2 separate regions of the Homo sapiens genome follow, and region 1 is linked to region 2. A link is an interaction called in ENCODE POLR2A ChIA-PET data of the cell type or tissue named here. Cell type or tissue: GM12878. All regions are shown on one strand. Each heading gives the region's core, and the rest is flanking DNA. Links, peaks and the distances in the headings are about the cores only.

Region 1 (2,919 bases), core at 243-2,742, 180 kb after region 2:
GCCAAGATCACGCCACTGCACTCCAGCTTGGGCAACAGAGTGAGACTTTGTCTCAAAAAGAAAAAAAAAAAGACACATTTTTCCTCTGGGATGCTTCATTATAACAAACCTTTGACAGTCGGGAAAGGAGACTTGCTTTTTTTTTTTTGAGACAGAGTCTTACTCTGTTGCCCAGGCTGGAGTGCAATGGCGAGTTCTCGGCTCACTGCAACCTCCGCCTCCCAGGTTCAAGCAATTCTCCTGCCTCAGCCTCCTGAGTAGCTGGGATTACAGGCATCCGCCACCACACCCAGCTAATTTTTGTATTTTTAGTAGAGATGAGGTTTCACCATGTTGGTCAGGCTGGTCTCGAACTCCTGACCTCAGGTGATCCACCCACCTTGGCCTCCCAGAGTCCTGGGATTACAGGCATGAGCCACCACACCCAGCCAAGACTTGCTTTTTCTAACCTCTTTTGTCACACGCCTGTGAGGGAGGGTTGAGAAGTTGAACAACTTATTTTATTTCTTTCTGTATTGATGGAAATTTTCCCATGGCAGTTTATTTAAAGAAAAAGTAGGGCCAGGCACAGTTGCTCACATCTGTAATCCCAGCACTTTGGGAGGCAGAGGCAAGAGGATTGCTTGAGGCCAGGAGTATAATACCAGCCTGGGCAACATAACAAGACCCTGCCTTTAACAAAAATTTAAAAATTAGCCAGCTGTGGTGGTGTGTACCTATAGTCCTGGCTGCTTAGGAGGCTGAGGCGGGAGAATTGCTTGAGCCCAGGAATTTGAAGCTGCAGTGAGCTATGATCATACTCCTACATTCCAGGTCGAGCAACAGAGCGAGACCCTGTCGTTAAAACAAAACTAAAAAATACCCAGCAAGGTGCAGTGGCTCTTGTATAATCCCAGCATTTTGGAAGGGTGAATCGGATCACTGCAGGCCAGGAGTTCAAGACTAGCTTGGGCAACCTAGACCCTGTCTCTTTTTTGTTTGTTTGTTTTTTGAGACAGAGTCTCTCTCTTTCACCCAGGCTGGAGTGCAATGGCCTGATCTCGGTTCACTGCAACCTCCGCCTCCCAGGTTCAAGCGATTCTCCTGCCTCAGCCTCCCGAGTAGCTGGGATTACAGGTACCTGCCACCACACCCAGCTAATTTTTGTGTTTTTAGTAGAGATGGAGTTTCACCATGTTGGCTAGGCTGGTCTCGAACTCCTGACTTCATAATCTGTCCACCTCAGCCTCCCAAAGTGCTGGGATTATAGGCGTGAGCCACCGTGCCCAGCCTATTTTTTTTTTTTAATTAAAAAATAATTTATAGTCTGGGTGCTGTGGCTCACACCTGTAGTCCTAGCACTTTGGGAGGCCGAGGTGGGCGGATCACTTCAGGTCAGGAGTTTGAGACCAGCCTGGCCTACATGGCAAAACCCGTCTCTACTAAAAATACAAACAAAATTAGCCAGGAGTAGTGGCAGGCGCCCATAATTCCAGCTACTCAGGAGACTGAGGCAGCAGTATCATTTGAACCCATGAGGTGGAGGTTACTGAGAGCTGAGATGGCGCCACTGCACTCCAGCCTGGGTGACAGAGCGAGACTCTGTCTCAAAAAAAAAAAAAAAATTTATAACTGGGCATGGTGGTGCATGCCGGTAGTCCCAGTTACTTGGGAGGCTGAGGCAGGAGAATCGCTTGAACCCGGGAGGTGGAGGTTTCAGTAAGCTGAGATAGCACCACTGCATGCCAGCCTGGGTGACAGAGCAAGATTCCATCTCCAAAAAAAAAAAAAAAAAAATTAAAAGAAAATTGCTGGATCTTATTAGTGTATAGTAATTTTTTATTGATGTGTGGGAAATTATTCCAAAATTTAGCAACTAGAAGCAACAATCACCGTCTCTTTATGTGGGGAATTTGCAGTGGCTGTGTTTGGTGTAGTGGCTCTGATATTCTAAGGTTGCAGTCAAGATGTTGGCTAAGGATGTGGTCATTTGAAGGCTTCATGGGGGTTGGAGGGTCTGCTTTGAAGATGGCTCACTAGCAGTGCTGCCTTTGGGAGGCACAGACAGTTCGAGTGTCCTCATGACAAGGCAGCTTATTTCTCCCAGAGTGAGTGATCCAATAGAGAGTAAGGCAGATGCCTGGAGGTCTTTTGTGACCTAATATCAGGATTCACATTCTTTCTTTTTTTTATTTTTATTTTTTTGAGACAGAGTTTCACTCTTGTCACCCAGGCCAGAGTACAATGGCGTGATCTTGGCTCACTGCAACCTCCGGTCCCCGGCTCAAGCGATTCTCCTGCCTTAGCCTCCTGAGTAGCTGGGATTACAGGTGCCCGCCACCATGCCCGCCTTTTTTTTTTTTTTTTTTTTTTTAAATTTTTTTAGTAGAGATGGGGTTTCACCATTTTGGCCAGGCTGGTCTTGAACTCCTGATCTCAAGTGATCCGCCTGCCTTGCCCTCCCAAAATGCTGGGATTACAGGGTGAACCACCACGCCCGGCTACACTCTTTGATTTCTATAATACCCCGTTGGTGTTACAGATCAGCTCTGGTCATCATGGGAAGGGACTGCATCAGTGGGTTAATGCCAGGAGACAAGGACCACTGGTCACCATCTTAGAAGGTGGGGGACTATCATAGTCCCGCTTCTGGCGCCTAGTGATTGATTTTGTTCCTTCCACACACAGATACCCCACTCACTTTCTCCTAAGTCCATATTCTGTTACAGTATTAGAAGTCTGTTAGAAGTCTAGAACCTCATTTTGTCAAGTACAGGTGTAGTAGTACCTGCATTTCCTTTAGTACAGTTCCTTTCAATCTGAAGACATGAGAATTTAAAGAGACAAATTACCCCTCACACACCCAGCATACAATGGTGAGGTGGGCATGGGATGACTGGTATGTATGGGATAATTATTTCTTTTCTTTTCTTTCTTTTT
Region 2 (2,919 bases), core at 139-2,638:
CTTCTAGAGGACTTACTGCTCAGCAAGGTAAATGTTATTAATACCTTCATTGCTCTCTGTGTCCCAAAGGTCAATACCCAAACTTTGAGATTTTGTAGACTGGAGGAATCTTTGTCTCCCACTCCTTCCCCAAGAAAGACATGGGTTGCTAATTTTTATTTTGTCGAATGAGGACATTAAAAATAAGTTAACCGTGAGCCAGGCACAGTGGCTTAGGCCTTTCATCCCAGCACATTGAGAGGCTAAAGCAGGAAGATCACTTGAGGCCAGGAGTTCAAGACCAGCCTGTGCAAAATAGCAAGACCTCATCTCTACTAAAAAATAAAAAAAGTTAGCTGGGCTTAGTGGCACATGCCTGTGGTCCCAGCTACGTGGGAGGTTGAGATAGAAGGATCGCCTGAGCCCGGGAAGCTGAGGCTGCAGGAAGCCATGACCACACCACTGCACTCCAGCCTAGGGGACAGAGACCCAGTCTCATCAATAAATAAATAATGAAAGGACATTTTAACACCCCACTACAACCACTAAAGATACAAATAAATAAAAATATAAGAGGAACACAACCTCATAATACAGATAGTCTTTTATATTGCATATATTTAACTTCGGGCAAAAGCCACTCTATTTTCCTCTTTAAAAAAACTTTTTTAGCTATAGATTAATGAATACTTTCTCAGACATTTCAGAACTACTGCTTAGTACTTGAAATACAACATTTAGAATCTGGGGTACTACCTGAATGTGATGAGTAGTCACACATCTCATATCCTTTGTTTTCTTGCCAGTTCGATCCTTTGGTACAGAAGACAGACCGACAGATCGTCCAATACCACCTCGAGATGAAGTCTTTGAATACATTATATTCCGTGGGAGTGACATTAAAGACCTTACTGTTTGTGAGCCACCAAAACCACAGTGTTCTTTGCCTCAAGACCCAGCTATTGTTCAGGTAACTGATGGTAAATTTGTCTTGGAGTACAGGTAAACTCCGCACAGGGTTAGCCTTGGCTTTTTTCTCTCTAGTTGAATGTTCATGTAGCTTATCATTTCCAAGTTACTGGGATACCTGAAATTACTGGATAATGTTCTCATCTAGGTTTTTCTCTTTGTATCATAAATTAGAACTAAGGTAAGAAACAGCTGAGGAATTTATTATGAAATATTTTCTAATTTCAACAACAATTACCATAGCTAACATTGAAGGCTACTCTGTAGAAGTGCTGTGCATATAAGATACCCTCTGAGGTTGGTACTATAATTATTCTCACTTTTAACAAGTGAGGAAGTTCAGATGGAGCCACAATTTGAACAGATCCAGGCAGCCTGCTTCAGAATCTAGGATCCGTGCTACCATGCTATTGAGATATGGTTTATATTGCAAACCAAGGCAATAACAGCTACTCTTAGGTAAGATTATTAGGCTTAATGGGGAAAAAAAAGCAAAATCACATTGTTCTGCATATGTTATAATATGCAGTGTTGGTTTTTGTTTTGTTTTTCTTTTTCTTTTTTTTTTTTTTTGACAGAGTCGTTGGAGTACAGTGGCGTGAACTCGGCTCACTACAACCTCCGCCTCCCAGGTTCAAGTGATTCTTCTGCCTCAGCCTCCTGAGTAGCTGGGATTACAGGCATGCACCACCACACCCGGCTAATTCTTGTATTTTTAGTAGAGATGAGGTTTCACCATGTTGGCCAGCCTGGTCTCAAACTACTGACCTCAGGTGATCCGCCCACCTCAGCCTCCCAAAGTGCTGGGATTACAGGCATGAGCCACTGTGCCTGGCCTGCAATGTTATATAATAAGAAAACACAAACATCAATGTATTTTAACATATTTAGATCAGCTCTTAAATCTCCCAATTTAAGCTTTTTAATAAGGAATTGTAAATTTTGTTGCAGCATAAGCTGGAGAAATTCTCTACTCTCATCTACCCCTACCCTTGTTAAGTCTTATTTTGGTGAAAGGAAGCCTGAAGTGGAAATGTGAATCTCTTTAAATGGAGAAGGAAGAGACACATTCTTAATAGAGATAGCTCCCTACACCAAACACTGGAGTTACCTTACTGTCTCTTTTATATGGCTTTTGATAATTCTCCAGGAAACCAGTTATTTGAGTAATCGGTTTTATGGAAGGAGAAAAACTAAGAGAGCGCATATGAAAATGGTGTTGAATAACTTCTTCCAATCATCATAAACTTCTACTTGATCTCCTTATTCATTCATTCAGTAGTATTTACAGAGTATCTGGCATGTGCTTAACACTAGTGGTGAACACACAGAAAAGGTCCTGCCATCAGTGAGTGTATGTCCTGGTAGCCTTTAATACACTTCATGTTTATATTATGAAACAGTTTATAGTAAGATAATATATGAAGTATACATGTATTAATATATGTTATATATTTTATATGCTTTAGGTTTAAGTTAAAGTTTTTATAAAATGTTCCTCAGCTTAATGTAACTATAAGTAAAAATGTAAATGGTTTTATGTGGGATATGTTTGTTTCTACGTCTGTGAATTTAATAGTAGGCCTCAAATGATTGAAAATAAGAGTAAAATCATACGTGAGATTTATATCAACATCAGACTAAAACTCATTATTACTAAGTGTGATTTTTCTCATATTTTTCTTTAAGCAAAGTTACTTTACTTAAGTAACTTTAATTCTTTCCTCAATCTATAAAACTCTTAATTCAAATGGGGAGTTTATTGTAGAAAAAAGTATTTGTAAGTCACATTGAGTATAATTGGCACATTATAGACAGATACTGAAATCAAAAGGTTGTTTGGCTATTTTAATATTAAGTGCATATTGTAATTCATTTTATATCTAGTAGTTATAATTTAATAGTTTTCTTAAAAGTAAAAATCTGGAATTTTTTTTTTCGTTATATACATGTTGCTTAGAGCTTGGAAAC

What was found. Peaks named below come from ENCODE experiments on the same cell type or tissue, not always from the same donor. Only the 100,000 strongest peaks of a DNase experiment are listed, where the experiment ranks them.
Region 1: POLR2A ChIA-PET joins it to region 2 with 13 read pairs; 3 of 35 experiments call an interaction of 5 or more read pairs at or near these places.

The regions. Positions count from the first base shown.
Region 1 is chr19:34,371,801-34,374,719 of GRCh38, forward strand. The region is part of intron 4 of GPI (glucose-6-phosphate isomerase); the gene reads left to right. Among named protein-coding and RNA genes, the nearest start is that of GPI, 8.1 kb to the left of the region's middle. In GM12878, for the core only: no CTCF peak of the experiment used is centred there; no DNase peak of the experiment used is centred there.
Region 2 is chr19:34,193,693-34,196,611 of GRCh38, forward strand. LSM14A (LSM14A mRNA processing body assembly factor) reads left to right here. Exons shown (of 10, transcript NM_015578.4): 2 at 786-949. Among named protein-coding and RNA genes, the nearest start is that of LSM14A, 23 kb to the left of the region's middle. In GM12878, for the core only: no CTCF peak of the experiment used is centred there; no DNase peak of the experiment used is centred there; H3K27ac peaks cover 183 bases.